6 separate regions of the Mus musculus genome follow, and regions 1, 2, 3, 4 and 6 are each linked to region 5. Evidence: chromatin loops called from intact Hi-C (ENCODE). Cell type or tissue: left cerebral cortex. All regions are shown on one strand.

The links. A loop is a pair of places that touch in the nucleus more often than their neighbours do. Peaks named below come from ENCODE experiments on the same cell type or tissue, not always from the same donor. Only the 100,000 strongest peaks of a DNase experiment are listed, where the experiment ranks them.
Region 1: a loop joins it to region 5, with 4 times the contacts of the local background. A loop is called at or near these places in 19 of 42 quality-filtered maps.
Region 2: it touches region 5 in a loop (7-fold over the local background); 14 of 42 quality-filtered maps call a loop at or near these places.
Region 3: it touches region 5 in a loop (2.3-fold over the local background); 2 of 42 quality-filtered maps call a loop at or near these places.
Region 4: it touches region 5 in a loop (2.3-fold over the local background); 2 of 42 quality-filtered maps call a loop at or near these places.
Region 6: it touches region 5 in a loop (5-fold over the local background); 7 of 42 quality-filtered maps call a loop at or near these places.

The regions. Positions count from the first base shown.
Region 1 is chr12:56,056,906-56,060,905 of GRCm38, reverse strand. No RefSeq gene overlaps it. Among named protein-coding and RNA genes, the nearest start is that of Gm22296, 150 kb to the right of the region's middle. In left cerebral cortex, CTCF peaks have their summits at 2,244 (motif pointing left) and 3,191 (motif pointing right); a DNase peak (open chromatin) is centred at 2,240.
Region 2 is chr12:57,534,849-57,538,848 of GRCm38, reverse strand. No RefSeq gene overlaps it. Among named protein-coding and RNA genes, the nearest start is that of Foxa1, 9.3 kb to the left of the region's middle. In left cerebral cortex, no CTCF peak of the experiment used is centred here; DNase peaks (open chromatin) are centred at 559 and 2,382.
Region 3 is chr12:56,610,501-56,614,500 of GRCm38, reverse strand. Nkx2-9 (NK2 homeobox 9) reads left to right here and starts at 1,217. Exons shown (of 2, transcript NM_008701.2): 1 at 1,217-1,589; 2 at 2,222-3,108. The coding sequence starts at 1,442. The coding sequence ends at 2,781. The region is part of intron 3 of Gm26973 (a long non-coding RNA gene); the gene reads right to left. In left cerebral cortex, no CTCF peak of the experiment used is centred here; DNase peaks (open chromatin) are centred at 2,158 and 2,474; H3K4me3 peaks cover 377 bases.
Region 4 is chr12:56,456,505-56,460,504 of GRCm38, reverse strand. No RefSeq gene overlaps it. Among named protein-coding and RNA genes, the nearest start is that of Sfta3-ps, 71 kb to the left of the region's middle. In left cerebral cortex, no CTCF peak of the experiment used is centred here; a DNase peak (open chromatin) is centred at 1,608.
Region 5 is chr12:56,518,183-56,522,182 of GRCm38, reverse strand. All of the region lies in intron 1 of Sfta3-ps (surfactant associated 3, pseudogene), which reads left to right. Among named protein-coding and RNA genes, the nearest start is that of Sfta3-ps, 9.2 kb to the left of the region's middle. RefSeq lists an enhancer at 1,557-1,764. In left cerebral cortex, no CTCF peak of the experiment used is centred here; a DNase peak (open chromatin) is centred at 1,560.
Region 6 is chr12:57,543,195-57,547,194 of GRCm38, reverse strand. It overlaps Foxa1 (forkhead box A1), which reads left to right and starts at 1,084. Exons shown (of 2, transcript NM_008259.4): 1 at 1,084-1,531; 2 at 3,835-4,000. The coding sequence starts at 1,460. It also overlaps a transcript of Ttc6 not described here. In left cerebral cortex, a CTCF peak has its summit at 2,052 (motif pointing right); DNase peaks (open chromatin) are centred at 2,103, 2,280, 2,585, 3,354 and 2 more places; H3K4me3 peaks cover 317 bases.

The DNA of each region.
Region 1 (4,000 bases), 460 kb after region 5:
ATAGGGAATGCTGGGGAGAAAGCTCAGCTTGTAAAATGCTGCTGTGTAAGCCTTGGAATCCTATTTGATCCCTAAAACTCACATTAAAAAGATGGACATAATGAGCGTAACCTTGGCAGTGGGCAGGCAGAGCCAGGCAGAGCCAATGGGCTTGCTGGCCCACCAGCTTAGCCTGCTTGGAGAGTTCTAGGCTAATGAGCGACCCTGTCTCAAAAACTCAGCTGGACAACGCCTGAGGAATGACATGCAATGTTGACCTCAGGCTTCCATGCACCACACACATGCATGCACCCCGCACCTCTGGATGCAAAAATGCACACAGGCATGCATACAAAAAGTATTTTAGAAAAATTTACAACTAGCCATGACCTCAGGGTCCAGCGACACCAATTCCTGGATACATACAACAGAGATGTCTGCATGCCTATGTTTATCCCAATGCTATTCACAATCCAAAGCTTTGGTCTAGGTACCAATGCATGAGTACAGAAAATGTAAGGTGCATGTGGGATATTATTTATTTATTATTTATTTATGCAGAAGAATTAACTCATGAGAAATGGATGGGAGTGGGGGGGTCATCATGTTGAAAAGAAATACAAAATAAAGAAATAAGCAAACCAGACCCAAAATGGTAAAAGTCATGTCTGCTCTTTTGTTTAGACAAAAGGTGAAGAGAAAGGCAAGGGCAATATAATAATATTGCCAGTTAATATCTGACTTAGGTATTTTCTCTCTTTTTTTTAATTTTAGAAGTTATTTATATGTAAGCATTTCTGTTAGAAGTGAATCAACATCTAAGTGTCTGAGTTGGTCTCTGACCTTGGTTAAGTAGCTTCCACTCTGCTAGCAAATCTACTACCTAGGGTATGTGGAAAGCAGTGGTCAGAAATATGGACCGGAAGCCAGACCGGAAGCCAGATCGGAAGCCAGAGACTAGTCAAAAATCTGCCTGTACCTTAGTTACTGTCCGCTCATCTGTAAACAGTGCTCATCACCATCTTAATAAAGATTAGATGAACCTGCCATGCAGCGTCCCATATGTGTGCTTTTGAAATAAATATATTTTAGAGCAAAACTCTCCATCACCACCAACACTCGTTTGTGGCTAACCCGCCCAGGGAGGTCTGAGAAGGTATTGCATACGAGAGTCCCGGATCTGCCAACCTTCCTCCTTTCTGACAACCTCTTTTCCATCTCTGATGAACTTTTTCTTCAAACCCTGAGATTGTAGAGAGAATTCCTCAGAATTTCTCTTAGCCAACAAAAGTGGCTCTGGCCAAGCTGACATGATAAAACACAAGCTTCTAAGTTCCCATCACTTCGACTTGAAGACTTGGCGTTCAAAAGAATGCTCAGTGGTTCGAAGCATTTGCTGCACTTTCCGAGGACCCACGCCCCCTTCTCAGTACTGACAACTCATCACACCTAAGACTGCCTGCATCTACAGCTCCAGAAGATCCAACACACACACACACACACACACACACACACACACACACACACACACACACACACACACACAAAGGCTGAAAAATATCCAAGCCAAAAACTAATTAAAAAAAAAAAAAGCATGGACTTAAGATATCTAGAAAAATACAAGTATCTGTTTGTATTCTTTGCAGGTTACTAAGTTTTCTGACGCCTTTAGCAGGTTATCAGGAGGATTCGGTAAATAAAGCCCATAAATACTCAGAACTATGTCTCCTTCGAAGCAAACAAGAGGTGTTATCACAACTGACCACTCTAACACAGCCTAAGGAGGCCAGGGGTTCTGGTGACCCTGTAAAACACACCCACGTGTGCGGGTGCCTCCTGCCAGGTCCCTAGTCAACACACCAATGAACGGACGTTGTGCATGCCACGGAGAGAGGTGGACATTAGAAACAGGAAGAGCAAGGGAAGTAACAATGTTAAAAGACAACACATCGGTCTAAATTATTTGACCTTCGCCAATTTACAATTCTCCCTAACTGAAAACATCATCTCATTTATAAATAGCTTGTTGATGCCTAGTTGAAAGAGACAATTAACACCAGAAAGTAGTATAGATTCGTGATCGTTCTAATAATTTTATATATTAGCAAATGCCTCAGCTCACGGTACGCCATAATTTCAGTAGCCTGGGAAATGTTACAATTGGTTCAAACCACCGTTGATGTTATTTCTGGATGGTAATAAATGCTGTTTGTCTTGGGAGCCTGAAAAATATGTGGGCTGTGCAAGTGCGCCATCTGCTGGCCGCGGGGACTCATGCGGCACGCTTAGCGCGCAGCTGAGACTTGAGCTACTAGGAGGCACTAACCAACTGAATGCTTGAATTAGTATACATTGCTTTCCCGACTGAACGCTGCATTTCTCGGGTGCCTGGTCTTTACGTTTCCCCGACACTAGCATCTTTGGAGAAAGGGCAATTAGAGTGATCATGGAAACCAGACCACTGTGGGATGCCATCTATTTTATATGCTTCATGGAGAGGAATGAGATACCCAGAGTGACACAATTTTCCTGAACGTTTAGCGATTCTGGAAAAAGTGAATAAAGGTGAGGTGTGTGTCACAACAAAGAAAATGCCCCAGCCAGGTTGCTGGACCACCCTTGTGCACCCTATAGACCCAAGCATACATCAGGCATACACCAGGCATAGTGAAGAACTTCGATTTCATACCTTATACCCATATAAAAACATCCTGCTTCTATTACAAAACAGAAGTCCTGTGTGAGTTTTGCTTTGCACTAAAGAAAGAGAAAATGAATTGGGACAGTCAGCACACCACCACCACCACCACCACCACCACCATCACCTTGGGGTTGGTTTTACTCCCCAAGAGGACAGCAATCTAGTGATTCAGTCACAGCTTGGTTCTGGCAGTCACTGGAGGAAAGTAGGGATTTCTCAACCCAGAAATCTTTTGTTCTGTTTCTTTGACAAGTCGCTTTTAGTTTAATCCAGCCAACTAAAAATTGATATAAGTCCAATACCACCACCTTCTTCTTCTTCTTCTTCTTCTTCTTCTTCTTCTTCTTCTTCTTCTTCTTCTTCGTCGTCGTCGTCGTCGTCGTCGTCGTCGTCGTCGTCGTCGTCGTCGTCATCACATGACTCCCTAATGCTAGCACTCACTGATTTGGGGCAATGGAGAGTAAGGCCCAACAGGGGGCGGTAGTGGGCAGACACTTAACCCCCCTGGTTCTGCCCTGCTCTCTCCCTCAGACAACAGACTAAAAATCATTCTAGCACTCGATAGCCATTCTGAGACTCCCCCGAGAGAAGGGGCGTCATTTTCAGATGCCAAAGTTAATCTGAAAAGTCAGTGATCTGTCAAGAACAAACACCATCCTTAATTCTTAATCCTAACTCAGGACTCCAGGATGTGTCCAAAGCGAAGTGCCTTCACCACATGAGAGACAAGTGTTGGATCTGTCTGTAAACAAGGCCGTCACCTAGCAAAACAAAACTGCACTAAACACAATCCAAAGAATCCCTAAGGGAAATAGCTTCAAGAATCTTGAAAATCATACCTATTTTTGTTTGTAATGTGCGAAATTATTATAAGTATGTTCACCAAGAGGACTATTGATGGATGGCTCACGATTTAGCTAAATTCAATGAACCACACACTGAGCCTACCCCAGTAGGTGACTCATGCATTTTTTATTTCAAGTATCAAGTGTTTGCCAAAAACAGTATTTAAAAAAAAAAAAGTAATGGAAATTGTTCTGAAAGAGCTCGTGAACAGGGTAGGACTACCTACCGGCAGGCTCATTTGTGCTCTGACCACTTAGGTGGGATTTGGTGGGGCTGCTTTAAGACAGCGCTACACAGACAAGTGCTCGCCACAGCAACGCTGGCAGGTTGGGCACGGGCTCTGGCCCTCATCAAGTATGGCCATCTTGCTGGATACCCATATCTCAGCAAAGATAGGTGGACTCACCAGGTGCCCCAGTAATGGACCTGAGTTGGGGTGGGGGCGGGGCATACAGGTCTTGCTTAAAACATGCA
Region 2 (4,000 bases), 1.0 Mb before region 5:
GCCGGATCGCCCGGCCAGGGCGCCGCGTCCGGGCCAGGAAGAAAACATCTGTGCTTCCAGCGGCGCGCAGGGACCCTCCCGAGAGCACCGCCTGCGAACGACCAGGGCGTCCTCCGCCCTCACCCCGTTTTAGACCCCGGGTCCTGTTTTCTTCACTGTTGCTTCATCCTCCAGAAAGTGGGCGCCCAGGGCTCAGTAAATGGCCAGAGCTGAGGGTGGTTTTTTTTTTTTTTTTTTTTGAATTTTGCTCGGGATGGGGGAGGGGCCGGAAGCGGGGGCAGCGAGGAGGGAAAAGGCTTCCAACTGACCCAAGTGGAAAGCTCCAGGGGCCGTGGGATCCGCCACGCCACGGAGTAAACAGTAGCACCGAAAGGCCTTTGGGTAGTGAGTGCAGCGCCTTCCTGGGAGGGGAGCCTCAATAATGACTTTCACCTTGTGTTTAGAAGCTCAGCTCTGAAACCCTTTTAAACCTTGATTGAAAACAAAACAAAACAAAAAAGAGCCCAAGATAAGGAAATTCTATTTAGCGCAACTAAAAACTCCGAAGTGTTCCCAAGCAGAAGGCAGCTCAGCCCGGTTTCTGTGAGATCGGCCGAGATCACCTTCAAATCTCAAAGATAAAATCCAATTTCTATTGTCCCTTAGTGGCCTCCCACACTTCAGAAAGACGGATGGGAAATAATAAGCGATGAAAATAAGCATATGCTAGTGAAGTTCTTAACTTCTGCTTTCTTTTTTCAGAAGGCGGATTTTACTGAAACTGTTAAACATTTTTTTTTTCTCGAGTTTAACCGTTTTGAATGAACCACGACAGGAGAGAATTCCAAGAATGATAAAATTAGGAAATTCTGTTGTTTTGGCATTTAAAATATTGATCTTAGTTCCAGGAAAAATGCTTATTAAGTTTCTTTACAAAAAAACCTGCCTTGATCAATAGAAATTCTTTTCATTACAGACGAAAGTAGGAGACCTGTAGCCCAAATTAATTAACCTTTCCCCAAGATCAATTGGCTTTCTGTTGATTTAGCAGTAATATCATAGAACATTTAGCTATAATGTATTTTAATGTGACACTTCAATATGTCAAGAGGGAAAAAACCTCATTGAAAATAAAATTGCTTAAATTATGTAGTATGTATTTAATAAACTTTTAAAAATTGTCTTGAAAATTAACTATTTGCTTGAATTGTGGATGTGTTTTACAACCAAATGCAGTTAGAAAATGCCCCTTGGTTCAAGATAATTGAGCGCAAGAAGAGATTATTACAAGCCACCCTGACCTAAATAGGTAATCAAATTATGTTGAAATTTAGGTATAAAATTTACCCAAATTGAAAGTGTAATTACACCTCAAGAGAGTCCCAGGAGACTAAGAATGTAAGGGCAAAATAGCATAGCAGAGCTCAGAACGTCATTCGAATCAATCCACCGCATAGAGAAGACATTTTAAAAAGTAGCCACATTAGTTCTACCTAAGGTTAGTAGTTAGCTGTCCAAATACATCTAACATAGACTTCTTTAAGTCTCCTCTACCTTCCAAATAGTTAACTTTGGGACATAATGATGCCATTGGTATTTCTCTTTTTCCCTCCCAGGCCAGCTCCATTCATTGAACTTTGCACAGCTGGGTTTACAAGCCTCACCCCCGCCCCCTTTCCTCCAGCAGTGTGGGACTGGAGAATACCTAAGAAGTTCAGTTGTCACCTGTAAAACACATTTTCATTCCAAACATTTTAAAACCTGACCTAGGGAGAAGTCACTCACTTTTACTGACTTTCTTGCCTCTATTTCTCTCTAGCTCTCCAATTGCTATAGCTACGATCACACAGCTCTGCAGCCCCGCGAGCGGAGGCTTAGAAATGCTACCTCAGGATACTTTGGAGTGCGCTAAAACTGCAGTGGACTTGGAATTTCGAGGCAGGGTATCATCCCTTAAAATCTGGGGAGGAAAGGGCTGTGTTCCGGGCTTTAGAATCCAGGTGAGATGCTAGTCTGTTGAAATCCGACACAGAACCTGACCTGGGGCACCCGGGGAAACAGGATTCAAAGTTCTACTCATAAAGTCGCCTTCTACCTTCCCAAACTCCTCTTAAGGATTACACATAGGGGGGCCCTGAAGCCCTTGAACCTAAGAGAAACCACCTGGAAATTCTCCCCTCCACTCCAAAGCATTGCCTGGAAATTGGGAATAATCAAAGAAAGTAGAAGTCTGGGGTTCTTCCCGTTTCCTCTGAAGTTTGTTCCCCTATTGCTTGTCCAATCACCGCCTCAGATTCTCCTTTTCTTCTTCTTTTCCCCTTTCTCTGACATCGAGAAGCTATTTTTAAAACGTCGATTGAATGAGAAGACTGTAAGGGTCTCTGTGGAGGTTTGTTTCGTTTATGGATGTAATTTTAAGGGTCCTTTACGCAGGAGGGAGGAAATCAGTGTCTTGTATCTTCTGTGCTCCCCAACACCGGTTTTCTCTGCACTAACTAGGCGGCTGGAACGTTTTTGGTGGGACATTTGTCTAGCTTTGGGTTCCACCTAGGAGCTTTGAGCTTCACGCCTAGACGCCCAGTTATGACCATTTTTCAGGTGGAGGCGGATACACTGACTGGGTCTGCAAGGTGCGGTGAAGTGGGCAGGGCATTGTCCAGGTTTCCTGGCCTCTCCCTGGAGTCACAAGGCCTTCTGCCGACACGCGCTTCCTTTGTGTTATGCCTGGCTAATATATTAATGGGGCGGATAACCCGGATCCTTCGGGCAGAGGGAGGAGGTCCGAGGTAGGGAGGGCCCTGACAGGAGCCCTAAGGTTTCTGTGGCCAAGCCTGGGACCGAAGAGTTCAGAGGAGGGGGTGGGGGGCTGGAAGGGTGAGAGGATGGATCCAGGTGGGGTCAGTTCGCATTGGGGCAATGAAAATAAATGCCTTCAAGAAGTTTTTTTTTTTTTTTTTTTTGCTTTTTTTGTTTTTTTGTTTTTGTTTTTTAAAAAGTGAGCCAGTGCCCTCCTGGCTGTGTGAGAAAATTGCACGCTCCTGGGGTCCAGTGTCCGTCACTCCCCGTGGAAAACCCTTAGAGGTCCCTTTTTTGAGGTGCACACCTTTGCAGTCGGATTCAGCCAACTGTGTTGGGGTCTAGGGTGCGGAAAGAATGGTTCCGATCAGCTGGATCTGTGGCCCTCACCAAGGCCTCTACTTTCCAGAAGGAAGGGCGGTTCTGGCTCCTAAAGGCTTACTCTAAGGGACCCCCTGCGCCACTCCACCAAATCCGTGGGGGGGCATCAAATTGGATCTCAGCCCTGGGCAGACCCCAGGGTTCCCGCCTCTGGGTGCTGGCCTTGGGTCCAGTCCCAGCTCCTCTGGGAGGAGGAGGCCCACGGTCCTGCGCGCCAGACGGGTTCCGGGTGCCCTGAGACATATGCTGCCCGCAGAACTGCGGCCTGGCCCGTAGTGCTCATTGCCGAGGCGGTTCTCAGCCCATCAAAAGCCCGGGCTTTCTTCAGCCTTATGGGCCACGAGGTGAACAACAATGCCCGGGCCCCTTCACTTCAAAAGCAGCGATCAGGGGAAAGGCTCCCCCAGAGATTTTTTTTTTTTCTTCTCCTCCTCAGCCTTTCATTTCTAGGGAAAAAAAAAAAAAAAGGCACCAGCAACTCCAGGGCCCGGGCAAGCCTAATGCCCTTTGATGGGGATTGAATTCATTATCTCCAATAACACAATTGTGCTTGGCCAACGAAAAGAGCAAAGCAGGGCTCTAGCCTGTGCAAGGGGACCAGCCAGACGGGGTGGGACAGCCAGGCTTGCTCCAAGGGACCCGCACCAGGGTGCGGCCTCAGCTCGCCAGTCCAGCCTGGGGCACCCCAGGGCGGGGTCGCGGGCTCTTCGACGACCCGGAGCGGGCAGGGGTGGGGCGAGCCCCGCAGTGCCGTGTTTACTCTGCTCCACCGCGGCCTCCAGCCTCCGGGGCGCGCCGGGCAGGAGGCCGCCCAAGGGCCCTAGCTACCGGCCCCCTCTGTCCT
Region 3 (4,000 bases), 92 kb before region 5:
CGGTTTTCAGATGCGGCTACCCAAATGTAGCTCTCATCCCTGAAATTTAGAAACCAGGTACCCAAATAACTAGCTGGATAGAAAAAGGCTTCTGAGACCGCACTCTAGCGCTAGACTGGAGCCAGAGGAAGACTAGAAAGGCCAACAGAATGTGCCTGCTGCTGCCGGATTCTGCCCTCTCCTACCTCCTTCACCCGCCTTCCACGTGGATCATTTTATCTGTGTTCCCTTGGTGACTAGAGGATCTGGGAGACATCTCCTGCCAGGCACATTTCTTTTGGGCAGGCCTGTTGCTAATTCTGCCTATCCGCCCATTCTATGTCAGACGGGGCAGCTGTGGTGTGGTCTGCTACACTGTGAGCAGTGAGTAATGCAGACCGCTCACTGTCCCTTCCTATGCTGCTAACTGGCACCGACTTGGGAGATGAAGGGCAGGGACGAAGCCCTAGTGACAATACCAAGGAAGCTTTGGTAGGCCACCCTAAAATCTGCTACCTCCCTTGGGTCCTCGAATGGAGGAGCTCAGCCAGAGTCCCAGACTCAGGGTCCATAGATGCCAGACCAGGATGGACATTTCGGGACCTGGATGTTGGCTGTTTTGTTGGCCTGAGGAGACAGACACAGGTCCCAAGCTCTCCCACAGGCTTCCAGACCTTTCAGACTGTGTGTGGTGAGTGTGTGTGTGTGTGTGTGTGTGTGTGTGTGTGTGTGTATGTAGGCTCCTGCAAAATCTGTGCCCTAGACATCTGGAAAGACCAGGCCATCCTCTGATATCTAAGGAATGCTACCAAAAAAAAAAAAAAAGTGCGCCAGTTTAACGTAGTTATAAATCACTTTCCAAATAATTATGAGAAACTACCATTCCAGCAGGGAAGCTCCGGGGAAAAACAAACAAGGAATAATAAAGTCGCTCCACCCTCCCCAGCTCTACCACCCAGCCCAGGCCCCACGTCAGCCTGAGAGGAGAAGGAAGCTGGGGCTCAGTTGGGAGGACCATGGTCACTGTTCGCCACCCAAGATGTTATTCACTGGTAACAATCCCCATTATCTGTCCCCACTTTGGTCTAATCAGACAATCGCTAATACCAGGCCAGCTTCCTGCGACCTCTGGGAGGTAGTCTTGCAGAGGGGGCGGGTGCCGGGCGGGGCGGAGCGGGAGGCGGGGGAAGGGGGGGCGGAGATGGCACCTTCCGGACTTGCCCCGGCTTCGCTCCAGCACTCATTCAGGTACTTAAAACCCTGGACACCCCGACTGCGGTTTTCAAAGCCCTCCGAGTAGCAAGGGCTGTTAATATAAATAGGGATTCCTCCCGCAAAGGTGCTGGCGTCTCAAGGCCAGCGCATGGCGAGCGCCTCGCACTTCCATCCTTAGGAGCGGCGTCCCCAGCTGTCCCTGGGTCCCTAGCCTACCCTGCCCCCCACCTTCTTCCCCTCCTCGGCCATGGCCACCTCTGGACGCCTCGGCTTCACGGTGCGCAGCCTCCTGAATTTACCTGAACAGGATGCGAAGCCTAGGGTGAGGCGCGAGCAACAGACGTGCGTTCCACAGACTGCTGCCTGGCTGGAGTCGGAGTGCAGCCACTACCTGTGTGAGTGAGCCAGGACTGCGGCCGGGGGTGGGGAGTGCGGAGGAGGGACCCAGCCAAGCCTCTGGGGTCAGGGATGGAGAGTGGAGATTCCCAACCCAGAATCAGGTTCCTTCGACCCTAGAGCAAGCGCGAAGCTCTGTGGTCCTCAAACAGACAGGTGGTGCGTCTGAGTCCACACATCCTGAGAGTAGATCTTGGTCCTGGACTGCTGAGGAAGGTAGTGGTTTTGGTGTCTGGCGATCCGAAAAGACCGGGATATTTAAAGATTTGAAACCTTCCTTTTGTGTCCCAGGGCTTTGCAAACTTCAAATCAGAGGTGGCCGGTATGGGTGACTCAGCTTGTGGGAAACTAGTCTGCCAGCTCAGTTACTGTTGCGATTCCTTTAAGAGGACCCCAGGGTGGGTTTCTCTGGGGCATCATCTCAGGTCTGCCGATTACTCTTGTAGTATGGTTGAGGTAAGAGTAGGGAACGTGGGTACCCAGAAGTGAATACAGCAAAGCAAATGGGTCGCAAAGCCCGGAGCAAGAGAATTGGGACTCCAGGTGGAGACGAGGGTGGGAGACAGGTCCCAGACACCCGTAGAGGCTGGCCTCTCACCAGGCGACGTCTGCTTTGCTTTGTGGTTCCCAGCCTCGGACGAGAGCGGCCTGGAGACAAGCCCTGCAGACTCGTCGCAGCTGGCTTCGCTCAGGCGGGAGTCCCCCGGCTCCGACCCGGAGAAGAGGAGGAAGCGGCGGGTGCTGTTCTCCAAGGCCCAGACCTTGGAGTTGGAGCGGCGCTTTCGGCAGCAGCGCTACCTGTCGGCGCCGGAGCGGGAACAGCTGGCTCGACTCCTGCGCCTCACGCCCACGCAGGTCAAGATCTGGTTCCAGAACCACCGCTACAAGCTGAAGCGAGGGCGAGCGCCTGGGATCACAGAGCCTTCGGATATGGCAGCATCATCTGATCTGCACGCCGCTCCCGGCCTGCTGCGCCGCGTAGTGGTACCCGTGCTGGTTCACGACCGGCCACCGAGCAACAACGGCAGAGGTGAGGGGACCTCTGCGGTGCCCCAGGACAAGTGCAGCGCACGCCTGGCCACTGCGTGTCCGGTGCCAGGCTACACCGCCTTCGGACCGGGCTCGGCGCTTGGCCTCTTCCCAGCCTACCAGCACTTAGCACCACCAGCTCTGGTCTCCTGGAACTGGTGAGGCTGCTGCGGAGTGCCTAAAGCCACCCTAGACTTGGGACATTGCTGTTTGGTCCGCCGCAGTAGAGCTACAGCCACACCAAAGTCAGGAGGTGACCCTTGCAGGAGCCCTTCTTGAGTCCTGGGTCCCTGGATTGCCCTAACCGGCAAACACACACACACACACACACACACACACACACACACACACACACACACACACAAGGGACTGTCTCCAAGACTCGGAATGGTTGCCCGGGCGCCAGTCCCAGAGCAAGATTTTATTTCTTGAGCATTATTTGTATATTTTAAAATAGCGACTTGTATGAAGCAACTTATTTTTAAAAAAGAAATAGAGTGTTTTCCCCTTGACTTGTTGCGCTAGATTATACTGTGGAGGGTTGGGTCGCTGGCGCTCCTACCACTAAAGGGATGGAAACTGGTTTCCCTTGGCTGGAGGTGGAAAGACCATTTACACTGAGACCCATCCCCGGTTTATACTGTAGGTCAGAATAAAGTCCCAACAAGACTTTGGGAGGAAAGGGAGTAGGAGAGGCAACGGAGGCGATCTGGGTAGCTCTGCAGAGTGAAGCTGGAGATTCTTTAGTCTCTGGCTCCAAGACTGAAAGCTTATCCTGCCCCTCGAGCAGGGTCCTGACTCAAGGCTGTTTCCAGGACTTGAGGATTGAGGAGCTTGGAAGCAAGGAACTTGGAACATACAGTTAATGCCATGAGCGCTTCAATGTGCTGTTTCCTGCCTCCTCTACCCGGCAGTGGTGGGACTGGAGAGGGAGGGCATTGAAGAAATAAAAAGGGCCACAGAATGACCTGCCCAGGGCACTGTTTCCAGGCTACCCTAGGGAAAGAGGGTAATGCTAGGATTGCTATGCTGGGGTGCGATCGGCTAGTAAGAGTCCAGTCAGCAGTGCACACACGGAATGATCTCCTTTCCATTCCAGGCCTTGGTTTGCCCCTGTTCTTTTCCTGGGTATATAGTGAGGGAGGAAATCCAGGGCAGGCAGTCGCTGTCTCTGAAGCTGTGACCTTATCTCTGGAAACCCATTTCAGAAAGAGGAGAGGAGAGAGGTGTCCAGTTGGTCCAGGAACAGGGACAAGGCCCCTGATGAGGTCTGAAGAGAAAGCATTAGGCTTGGTAAAGGTCCTCGATTTCTTGTCCAAAGAAGAAGAGGAGGAGGAGGAAGAGGAGGAGGAGAAGGCATCAAGGTTGTCACCTGGAATGG
Region 4 (4,000 bases), 62 kb after region 5:
ACACACACACAAATACTTGGACGGAAGAAGAGTTGATCTTGTGAACATATAATTTACTTTCCAGAACAATTTCCAAACAAAATGGACACAAACTGACTTCATTATTTCTCTTCTAAATTAACTATAAAAACTACAGGCATTCCTATTATGATTCCAAGTTGACCTTTATAAGTCCACCTAAATTTTACTTCCAAAACAAGTGGAATTCTCTTGAAGTCTGAAACCTCTGGGGAGACGTGGAGAAGTAAAGATGGCTGCAGACATGGTGGGGGCGGGGGTAAGGAATTAAACCAAAACTCAAGGTAACTTTTCATTGTTCTGTTTTTGAATCATCAGTCAGCACCGCTATGAAATCCAACAGCACAAAAGCTGTTTGAAAGAAAATGTTAATTATATAAAATGTGGGTAGCATAGCCAAGCTATGTATTGGATGCAGTTTCTGGGCTCAGGAAAAGATGGTTTCAACTTAACACAGAGGTGACTGATGGACAGGGAATTTTACTCCCCACGCCCCTTTGTCATGTGTGAGCTTCCAAGGGCTTTGGGAAGGAGGAGAGGGAGGCAAGGGGCCTAGAGATGGGATTGAGTGCTGGAAAATGGGTTGCTTGCTGGGTGGGAAGTGGGGGGTGCCTGGGCTTGGCTTGGGAGGATGAGTGGGGGGAGCTGAATGAAAGCCTGGGGGTTGGACCTCGGGAATAAAGCCACGAAAGGACTGGTCTCATTAAAGAATCCATTTCCCATTTTCAGCAGTTTGCTACATTAACAAGCTGAGCTGTGAAAGGATTAGATCCGCTAAGTGAGCGCCTGTTCTGTGCACCATTGCAAAACACATTTCAGAAAGCCGCGGATTCGCCTTAAATGAGTATCTGCTGGAGGAGCAAAGCCCTAGGAAAACAAAGGGGCACGCAGGGGTAAGCTAATAATTCCCGCTGTGCTTTGAGGGCAATGAAATGACTGCAGCCCTGAGAACTTTTTCTCCCTCCCCTGCAGTTGGTATAAACACAAGGGCCATTTTGATGATCGTATTGACACCTTAGCAACAAGTGTTTCCCAGGTGCCAACAAAATGTCACTTCCCTAAGGGTGAAACGAGCCACAAGACGTCCTCCTCAAATATTACTTATCTGCACACATTTAGTATGCACGCCCATTAATCGAAACAATGCGTGTAGATTCATATGCTGCCTACAAATACTCAAACGGTCTAAGAGCAAATCTACCGCCAGCAGCTTCTCCCCACTCTCTGCTTTGACTGGGAGGGGAAAGCCAAGTTTGGAGCTGGGTCTAGCCTGACTCAGGCCTTAACTTGCAGTCTTGCTATTCTAACCCCTTTTCTCGATCTGCTTTTCAGCACGTCTAGGAGCACACAGCTCAGAGCAGCAGGGAAGTTGCTTAGCAAAGGGCCACCCACTTGCCTATTATTCCTTCCTCGCCTGCGACATGACACAAGAACAAAGTAGACATTAACCGCTACATTAAACCCAGAAAGAAAGTAATCAGTAACCTGTTATTCCCTTAATAAAGGGAAACGCATGCAGTGTGAAATCCAGAAGACTAATCAATAGCCGAGGACAATGCAATGTGCCAAACAAATTGCAAATCAATTAGAATCCTTGTTTTCTTTCAAATGGTTCACTATATCTAAAGCAATTACTCCTTCATTAGACCTAATTTAACAGCATGACTGCCTTGGCTACAACTGGCAGCGTCTGGCTATCAAATGGAAGAATGGCAGCTTATTTCTGTCTGTCTGTGAGTCTAGCACCAATCAAAAAAAAATTGAATTCCTTTATAGGAGAAAAACTTTTAATGAATGAATGGATATTTGTTTTAATCAAAATAGCAATACCAGAATGATGTTTCTCTGCTCCCCCGCCTCAGAAAATGGAAAGAATTATTGAATGAAATTAATTTTAAATGTTTTTCTTCATTTAATGTCAGCTTCAAATAGATACCAAAAAAATTGGCATTTTAGTATGTACAGTCCTTTCAGTTCTTCAGACCTTAATATACATCTCATGACATAGTTTCAGGAGTTCTTTTTCATTTGAAGAAATAAAGTTTTTAAGCATTTTGGAGTATTCTAGATAATTATCAACAACAAAAACTCAAAAGTTTTAGTTTGTTTTATTATAAATGCTATTTAAAATCATTTTACCAAGACAGGTTCATCTCTGGGACATTTCAGCCAAGAAGGGTGAATTTTGATGAATTGACAGCCGTAACCACATAGAGCAGCCCCACCACCTAATAAGTCCCTGGCCCCTGGGAACCCCCTCCCTCTCTCTGGCCCCAAGGGATCTGCTTTCTATCAGCCCAATTCACTGCTGAAAACACTTTCCCATTCTGTGGAGACATGGGACTAGAAACATAATTGAAATAGAGCTTAAAAAAATAACTTAGATTGAGGAAAAGGTTGAAGGCATCAAGCAAAGAACTGAATTTAAAGACGATGGACTTCCGAAATCAGATACGCTTGAAGAGATGAAACCATTTCCAAAACTGGATACGACATTCCTAAGAGAACTGAGGAAAAAAAAAACCAAAAACAAAACTTGTTAACCACAACTTGTTTTATATATAAATGTCAGAGCTGGATACTCTTCAAGAAATAGTCACAGCTTCAAGAATTTCTTCCATTTAATTTCCCTATGTTATTTCCCTTTAACCGTAAAAGCAATGGCATTTGGTGATATGAAATAACAATATCACAAAATTATTTAAAAAAAAAAGTAAGGGATTTCATGTGTCCATCCCCCCCCAACCCCCCCAGTAATTTTCAAAGGTACTCAAAGCTGTCACCCATCCAAGGATGTTCTTTACAGCATTGTGGTAAGAGCAAAGCCCTGGGAACCCTAAGCATTCCAGCCTTGAATTAAGTCACACATGAGCCGGACTCCTTTCCTTCCTTTGCTTTCCCTTGTAGCAGCTTTCCTCCCTCCCCTCCCCCTCCCCTTCCCCCTAATCCTCCCTCTTCACCTCACATCAAATGGCTTTTTATTCTCTGTATCCTTCGCCTTTCTTCTTTTTTTCTTTAGAGCTCAGTGCAGAAAAATTCTTGCATTGAGGGCACCCCTATCTTTTGCAGGCCAATCAACCCAGTTCCCATCTCCTACTCCTCACAAGATACTGTTTTCCCAAAGCCCCCACATTCTTCACATCAATCCCCACTACCCCCTGCACCCTGGTTTGCCCTCCTTAACCTCTCACTGTTAACACTGTCACTCAGTCAAATTATATCTTGTTCCTATTGTTTCTGCTAACAGTCATGATTTAACATAGTCTGCAAATCAATTAATCAATGAGCATTCACTGAAGGCCTTCTCCCCACCTCCCCGTCCCCCACCCCCACCCCCACCCCCCATTGGCTGGTTCCAAGTGTAGATTTGTAACTGTAATGAAAAGCGTTTGGATAATGGGAGGGGGTTAGCAAGAGGAAGTTAGGATGTTTAATTACTTTCTGAAGGTGGTTTAGTTTGGAGGTTAGATAAAGCAAAACCTGAGATAAAGAGAAGGGGGACAGGGCATCCCTCCTTCTCACTGTCTCTGTGTTGGGGGTTGGGGGGGGGGGAGAAAAGAAAACAGCTCGGTCCTAGCACCCATGATGCTCCAGTTCCAGGGCTTAGCCAAAATAGCGCATGGTGATCTTAAGAAGATGCTGTGGCTATCTCAGGAGGTTTTGTTTTCTTTCTAAATTTAACCTCTCTCGCTATTTGTGTTCTTCTGATTTGTGTCTGTGGAGAATGTTTGTGCAAAGACACAGAGGTCTCAACTCTCTATGTGTACCCCCATGGCTGTTTGTCACATCTGCAAGACAATGATCAATTTGCTGGTAAATGCACATTTAGGCTAGTTTGTCACCAGGAACTCACCCAGTCCTAGTTAAGAAGGAGAAAAAGCGTTGATCTCCTACTGCTGTTATGGAGACCACTGTACAATAGAGTACTGCTAAATTCTCCTGAGCCCTTCTTCTGAGGAAAGAGGCGACAAACTCCAAACTC
Region 5 (4,000 bases):
TAGGTTCTTAAATAAAAAACAAAAAAACAAAACAAAAAATAAAAAAAAACCCACATTTTTTTAAGAAAGAAAGAAAGAAAGAAAGGAAGGAAGAAAGAAAGGAAGGAAGGAAGGAAGGAAGGAAGGAAGGAAGGAAGGAAGAAGGAAGGAAGGAAAGAAAGAAAGAAAGAAAGAAAGAAAGAAAGAAAGAAAGAAAGAAAGAAAGAAAGAAAGAAAGAAAGAAAGAAAGAAAAAGAAAGAGAGAAAGAAAATGGCTTCTGGAAACTTCTGTGGAAACAAACAAACTTTCTTGGAAACATATGTCCCATTACACCCCTCCCAAGTCGGGAGGCATGCTTTTGAAGAGACTTGAACCCTTTTATTCCTGCAAGCATGACCTGGAGGGAACTCTCTTATGAAGGGCCACCCAGCTGCCTAGGAACAGGGTGGGAAGATCCCCTGGGTCTGAGACAGGATCCCACATCATAGCCCCCACTTTGGAGTTCTACGTTTCCCAAGATGGAAGACCTTGATCCTTTGGGGCGGTGTTTTGGCAGAGGCTGACCCCCACCCCAAAACAAAACAGTTAACCAAACAATAATGACAACAAAATAACGGGCTAGGGCCAGCTGGCTCCGCGGGGCGCACATAGTTTTTTGAGCCCAAAGACTGTTCGGGCCTACTGGGAGGGTTCTATGCAGCTACAAGGAAGTCCCCACCCCACTTCGGCCCCCTTAGGGGGCATCTCTGGAGCGCTGGGGCACCCGGACCCTTTCTATTTTAAGGGTCACACACGCTGTGAAGTATTTTAGCTGCATCACAACCTTTTAAATACCCCAGCATGACACTGACTGCCTGAATAAGGACCTCATTTGGGTGGTGACCGGCCGAAGTGCTCATTTGAGACGCTTGGGCGGCTGTGAAGCACCGGCTCGCTCTGCGCCGGCGGGGCCAGCAGGGTGAGGTCTCCGGGAGGGATGGCGGCGGTGCTGGCCGATCTGGGAAGGAGGGAAGTGGTCCAGGCTGCGGGCCGTGGGCGCCCTTCCGCTCAGCTCCAGTGGCCTGAGGTCGTGCGCGTCCGGAGCACAGACTGGGGCGGCTCGGCCGTCGGGCTTTTCTGTGGAATTACCAGGCTCTGGGGAACAACTCCACCGACCGGAGTGCATGTGGCTCACACTGCCTTTCCCGTTCCTAGTCTTTGATACTTTTGGAAGCAAAGATTTCCTTCCATCTTTTGGGCGAATTTGTTTCATCTCTCCTAAATTCAGAAACGGAGTCTTCAAAAGTCTTAATGTGTGTGTGGTGTGTGTGTGTGTTTGTTTGTTTGTTTGTTTGTTTGTTTGTTTGTTTCTAGCGTTTAAATGAATGCGAAGCCACGGATCGAATCCTGTCGCTCACTTGGGGTTAGCGTCTCCCGATATTTCACACGGAAAACAAAACTTGGGTCTCTCTTATTTGTAGTTGTCCTTAACCTTTACAGCAACTGCTGTAGATGCTGCTCTGTCCATTCTCTAATAGATTTTACCAGGGACCGGTGACAGAGAACTGATTTCTTTTCTATTAGGGTTTAGCACATCTTTGTTGAAGGCCTGTAGAACGACCAGGGATTAGATTTGCATCTCTTAGACGCCCTGTGTGGTCTTTGTGCGAAGCTTGTAACTGTTAAAAATGACTTGTTAGGAAGCGTGTGGGCTCTCAGCGCTCTCCTTTTGACAGAAGGATTGAGAAATTCAGATTGGCCCTGTAGGATTTAGCCTGCAGATTCCACCTGAACCCTAAGCAATTAGACCTTAATCTCACTGCAATCATATTTGAGTTAGGATTTCTTGCACTTTGTTTACTTCAATTAAAAGCAGTGGAATAATTTTTTTTCCAGCGTCTAAAGTGAAATCTTCAGGAATAATACCTCAGGACTTCTTAGAAACGGTTTTGGTGGCGATGGGGGATTTTCTTGTGAGCTTTCTTTCTGGCCCTCTTGCCCTTCCCCTCCCCCATTTAAATTATTCCTCTCCTGTTGCTCGCTATAGTTGCGATCATCTTTCCAGGGGTTGAACTCAGGTCGCGACGGACCGCGTCCAGAGGATACCAGCAGAGAGGGGCACCCTTGCCCGGAGAGCACGCGGGGGTGGGTGGGGGGAGTCCCAACCAGGGCGCCTGCTCCCAGCTCCACGTGGAGTTTACTCGCTAGTGCGCGCCGAAGGCTGCTGCCTGCGTAAGCCCCAGGCAGTGGACACCCACCCGGCACCGCGCCGGTCCTCTTACGATGGATCAGGGTACCATCATCGTAGCTCAGGACCGTAGAGGACCGGTTCTCACAGTCCCGGAGCCTGATGGGATGTTGCCTTCAGGCTAACCCGGCTCCCTGGAGGTCGGATGGGGTGGGGCAATCCTCGCTGGTTGGGATTTGGGTTTAGCTTCCGGCCTAAGGCTGGGCTGCCCACAGTTGGCCAGCACCAGGTCTTCCTTGGCCAGGTCCTTTTCTGCACCGGTAGCGGCCAGGCTGGTTTCTGCTCTCTGTCTCCCTAAAGTCAACCAAGGATTCTCAAACATGGAGCTGGCTTCTCTTCGGATCGCCACGCTCCAGAGGCTCAAAGCCTCCAACCAGGCTGAGGGGGGGCTGGTCACTCAACCTTCCAGATCTGGGCTATTTAGTCCTTAGGCCGCTCCAAGGGGGTAGCCTGCAGTTATTGTCAAGTCAGTAGAAACCAAGATAGGCGGGGAGTTTATTACCTTCATTGTTTAATCTAGTAAGGCTGCCACTTTGATTTGCTTACAATATTTCTTCTCTTGGGAGATAGCAAGGATTCAGAATCACGACTTCTCCCATTTTGCTCCACAACTTAGGGCTCTTGCTCTTAGTTCATTTGATTCTCTTTTCTAAATTGCCTTTCCCAGCTAATACTAAAGACAGCCAGCACAGAAAGTAAAGTGAGGACTTCTAACAAGGAGGGCTTCAATACCATTTTTTTTTTTTATCCGAAAGAGGCCCGCGCCACTTTTAAAGGTCACCCTTTAACTTTTAAATAGTTCTTTTGTGACTACTTGCCCAGGGAGGAGATCTTAATTTTTTTCCCCTTTGTTTTTGAGTCCGTCAGAACGAAAAGAGAAAGTTAACTGAGACTGTGGCTGAAATTCTTTAAGTAAGGAGGAAGTACTTGCTTACACTAAGTGTTAAGTACTAAGTGTAGAGCAGTACTTACTGGTTTTAGAAAGAAATTCTTTAGGACAATTGCTATTGCTAGTTACTATGAACATCATTAAGAATGTTTAGGCATCCAAAAATAATTCAGGAATTCTTTTCTGAGCTTGGATGTGGAAGACAGAATATAGTTTAAGAGAAAGAGGGAAAGGGGGCAAGGCTATAGTGCTAATCTGTCTGAAATCTACCAAGAGAAATCTTGATGGACTACTGAGGGAGGATCCCAGCTTTAAACCGGCTCTGTGTGTAGTTTAGTGGACCCTTTCATTTGTGAATAGGATCTGTATCAAAACCCTAGTGTGACCATGACAATTGGGTAATCACACGCAAGGCATCTTTGCTAATGGAGAGATTCTGTAAATATGTTTCTAGTGAATACAGAGATAACAGTCACAGTGAAAGGGTCAGGTGCCACAAATCATAGATTACTCTGCCAAAGGTTGCCAGCCATCTGAGGTTTGGAAGGACATTAGCTGCCTTTGCATTCTCAGAATACTCTCCTCCGTTGGTGATTTCGCTTACTTGACCCTACTTCTGTTATTAAAAAGCTGGCAGGCACAATCAAGGGCAAGCAGGTTGGCTACCTACCCTCCTGGCAGCTCTCCAATAGTCCCATTTAGCTGCCAGGAGACAGACAGAGGACTGAGTCATCAGTCATGTAATCCTGAAGTAGCATCTAGAAGGTACCAGGAAAACTTTCATGGGGGCTCACAGGTCCCCCGTTCAGCTCGGCTTCTGTATCTTCCGAATCAAATTTGGAACAGATCCCTGGCTGGGGGGGGGGGGTGGGTGGTGGGTGGGTGGAATTCACTCCTAGGAAGG
Region 6 (4,000 bases), 1.0 Mb before region 5:
CTCTTCCAGCTCAGAGACGACCAGGCACCTCTGTGGGCTGACTCCAGCTTCAGGCTGGCACCTCATTTAGCGTGGCAGATGCGTTCCAGCACCCAGGCCCATACACTCCCAGTTTATGCCGGTGTTTAGGAAGATGTCCCCTCCCCCTGACCTTTCTCTATCAGAAACCAGACGGTCGCCTCTAGCTTGGTCCCAGAGGCTGTAGAAGGGGGGGAGGAGGAGGAGGAGGAGCCCGGCAGAGAGGCAGGCTTGACTAGGATCCGCCTGCCTTATCACACAAACATCTGCGCGCAGTTTCTTCCTCTTTCTGATCGCTGCAGTTGACAAGGGGAGTGGAGTGGACTGAGGCGGAAAAAAAAAGTTATGTCATAAAAATATAAAACGGTGCTGTGACTCACCTGCTCTTAGCCGCAGGTACGAGTTTCGTGGCAGCGCCTCCGTTCTGCTCGCCAGGAGCCCAGGTCGGCCTAACGTCACTTTGCTCGGCTGACTCAGATGACTGGGTTTCTAGTGACGAGGCAAAAGTGGGGCTTTTCCCCTCTCCAAGCCCCGAAGGCCGGGAAGTAGGGGTAGTCTTCCAGGGTTGAACTTTGGGTCAAGAATCAGGATGAGGGGAGCAAAGGAGCCAAGTGGACCAAGAGCGGAGTCGTAGTAAGGTCCAGGGGGTGGTGAGCACCTCTAGGAGGGAACTCGGGGTCATTCAGCGAGCACGATCCTTGCGCTGTAGCTCTGATGCCACCACCCAGGTCCTTCTCCCGCAGCACAGCTCTTTGGGTCCAGAGCCCTGGCCTGTCCTCCAAGGCACCGCCTATTTTTCCTTTTCTTCTTTTTTTTCCTTTTCTTTTCTTTCTCTTTTTTTCCTTTTCCAAAGGGGGTCACACACACACCCGCCCTATTTTCCTCTTTCCCTAGCCGCGAGGCTTAAACCAATTATACTGCTTTGTAAACAAAGTGAGGGCCAGGTTTGGGGGAGGGGATGGCGGGAGGGGCGCGGGGGGCGCGCGGCGCTGGCGCGGCGGGGCGGGAGGCGCGGCGGCTGGACTGGCGGGCGGCCGCCTCACAGGTGCACCTCGGGCTTTGTAGGTGCGAGCGTCTTTGTGCGGCGGACAAATGGGGAGAGGACGAGGAGGTGGGCACTCCGGCGACGTAAGATCCACATCAGCTCAACTGCACTCGCTTCGCACAGGCCGCCCGCTCACTTCCCGCGGAGGCGCTGCCGGGCGCCGCGCTCCGCGGCCGCCTCCTGTCCCCGGCGCTGCCCCCTCCCGCCGCGCCGCGCCGCCGCCGCCGCGCACGCCGCGCCCCGCAGCGCCGGGCTTCCTCCTCGCCCGGGTGGCGCTGGGCCCTCGAGCGCTCCGGTGACCGCAGCGGCTCCGCGCCCCTCCCCCGCCCCGAGCAGCGCACCCGCCCGTCGCTCCGCACAGGGTTGGATGGTTGTGTCGGCCGGGCTGGCTCCAGGATGTTAGGGACTGTGAAGATGGAAGGGCATGAGAGCAACGACTGGAACAGCTACTACGCGGACACGCAGGAGGTGAGAGGCGGGGAGGCGGTGGGGCGTCCCCAGAGTCGGTGTCCGGGGAGACTCAGGCGAGGTGGGCTCCTGCCCGGACTGGGGCGGGCGGGGTGGGGGCGGCTCGCCCGAGGCGCGGCTTCCAGTGTGGCCCCCACCCGACCTCTCGATCAGCCCGCTGCCCGCTGGGTCCTGGCGCTTGCAACCAGCGGAGAGTTTTGGGAAACTCTGGGCTTTGAAAACACGGGCTCCGGAAGGGAAGCACTTGTCTTTGCCCGCTAGAGAGCCGGGGCTGGAGCCCAGCCCCGGGAGCCGCGGGCGGGCAGGCGGGCTCTGGCTTGAGTAAAGAATAACTGAGAGAGTCGGTGCTCGCTTACCGGGAGGCCTCTCGGTCACACCATGTAATTAGCCGACGTCTTTGGATAAAAATGATCTGTTGCAGAAGTTGGAGTTTTTCGTAAAGAATGATTTCTAAATTTTATAAAACTTAATTCTTCAAAAGCCATTTGTAGAAAAGTGTCTATTCGTTCGTCTCTAGGACCGCTGGGTGGCGCTAGTGCGAACAGAATCTTTTTCCAGAACTCGGGGCCAAGAACCTGTTTCTCTTCATTGTCCCCTTGGTGGCATGTTCACTGGGTTTATTTTACATTGTGCACAAAAGCATTGCGAGGAGAATCAGGTACAGGCAGGGCCACTACCTATTGAAAGTATTTTCTAGAAACAGCTGCCGATTACCTTCAAAAGTGTAATTACCGTTATCGAAAGCGCTTACCGAGAAAGCCTCGTGCGATCTTGGAGAGAGGACTAGAAATAAATCCCAAAGTACTTTAAGATCTGTACAGAAAAGTACAGAGTCCGAAAAGACCTTCGCGGCGATTTATTTATTCGTTTCTGTGTTTCTTTGGGAACCATCTCTTTTTTGAGTCTTCTTTTTGAAATCTATTCATCTCTTATAGTTTCACATGGAGTTACATTTGCTGATGAACATAAATTTAAGGACGTCAATATTTTCTGTTAGATTACCAAATAAGCAGTTATACGTCAGGACTCTTGTTTTTTAGCCACCTAGTTATTATCTCGACTGCTACGGATGGAGATTTCGCTTACCGATAACTTTTAGTAGGCGCTCAGACCACTTTCAGGAGTTTAATTTTGATGCAATCACCTCGGCCCACCAGAGAAGACCCCCATAGAAAGAGCTTTCTTACATCTCAAAGCTGAGAATTAGGAAGCAGAATAGCATTAAGAGAAAGCAAGTAGAGTTTCACTTGGGAATTTTAAGTTGGTCCGAACTATAGCTCTAAAGCCTAGGCTTTGGTGTGAGCAGCAGCAACTATCGGTTACAGGGTGTGTGTGTGTGTGTGTGTGTGTGTGTGTGTGTGTGTGTGTGTGTGTGTGTGAATTGTGTTACCAAAGTTTTCAATTGCCAGAGGACTACAAACAGGTAACAGAATTAACGCGAGGTTTTGTATAGCGTGAAGAGCTATACATGCAAAGTCACGCTAAAGTTAATTGTATGCACCGCGTTGTTCTGGTGTGCAGCTTTTTTTTTTTTTTCATTTTATTTTTTTTCCCAGAACTTTATTTAACTGATAAGTTTGCTTCTTTTTTAAAATACTATCATTGTTACAAGTAGGTGGAAAACATTTCTAAATATAATAACAGAAAGTCATCTTTGGCACCAACTCTTAAGACAAAGCCAGTTGCTGGGAGATGAGTAATTGGGACGGAGGGAGGGTCATATTGACAAATAGGCCAATATGGGTGAGAGTTTAACAGCAGCCAGCACGATGCATCCCGATGTGCGATCAGCGGTGCCTGCCAGCCCTCCACAGGGTGGGTGTCTAGCTGGTACCCGGTTGATCACTCAAGCAGGCCTGTGTGGGTGAAGTGAAGAAGCAGGGGCTCCGACATAAATTCTATTTTCGGAATTTCAAAATTGACCGGGCCAAAAGGCAAGTTGTCTAGGCTGGTCTGGGATTGGATCCTTGGATCTAGCCTGCCGTGGATGAAATGAAGGGACCTTAAAAGCCAGCCCCTGATCCAGGCTTGTAAGGCGATTATGCATCTTCCCGGGGACATATTTTCTGTGAGCATTAATCTTTCCTGCTTGCAGCGCTAGGATTCTCCCCCACGCCCCCGCTATGTAAGCCATCTTTGCGTGGTCAGGAAAAGGCGCCTAACAGTTTGCCCTGGCTGGGGAGTTCCGGAGCTTTGCAGAAATGCTGTTAGCTCGCCCCGGGCTCACCCTGGGCCAGCCAAACTCTGGGGCACACTACTAACCCCGCCCTTCGGGGCCTCTTCCCTCGCTGTCTCCGCTCCAGGCCTACTCCTCTGTCCCTGTCAGCAACATGAACTCCGGCCTGGGCTCTATGAACTCCATGAACACCTACATGACCATGAACACCATGACCACGAGCGGCAACATGACCCCGGCTTCCTTCAACATGTCCTACGCCAACACGGGCTTAGGGGCCGGCCTGAGTCCCG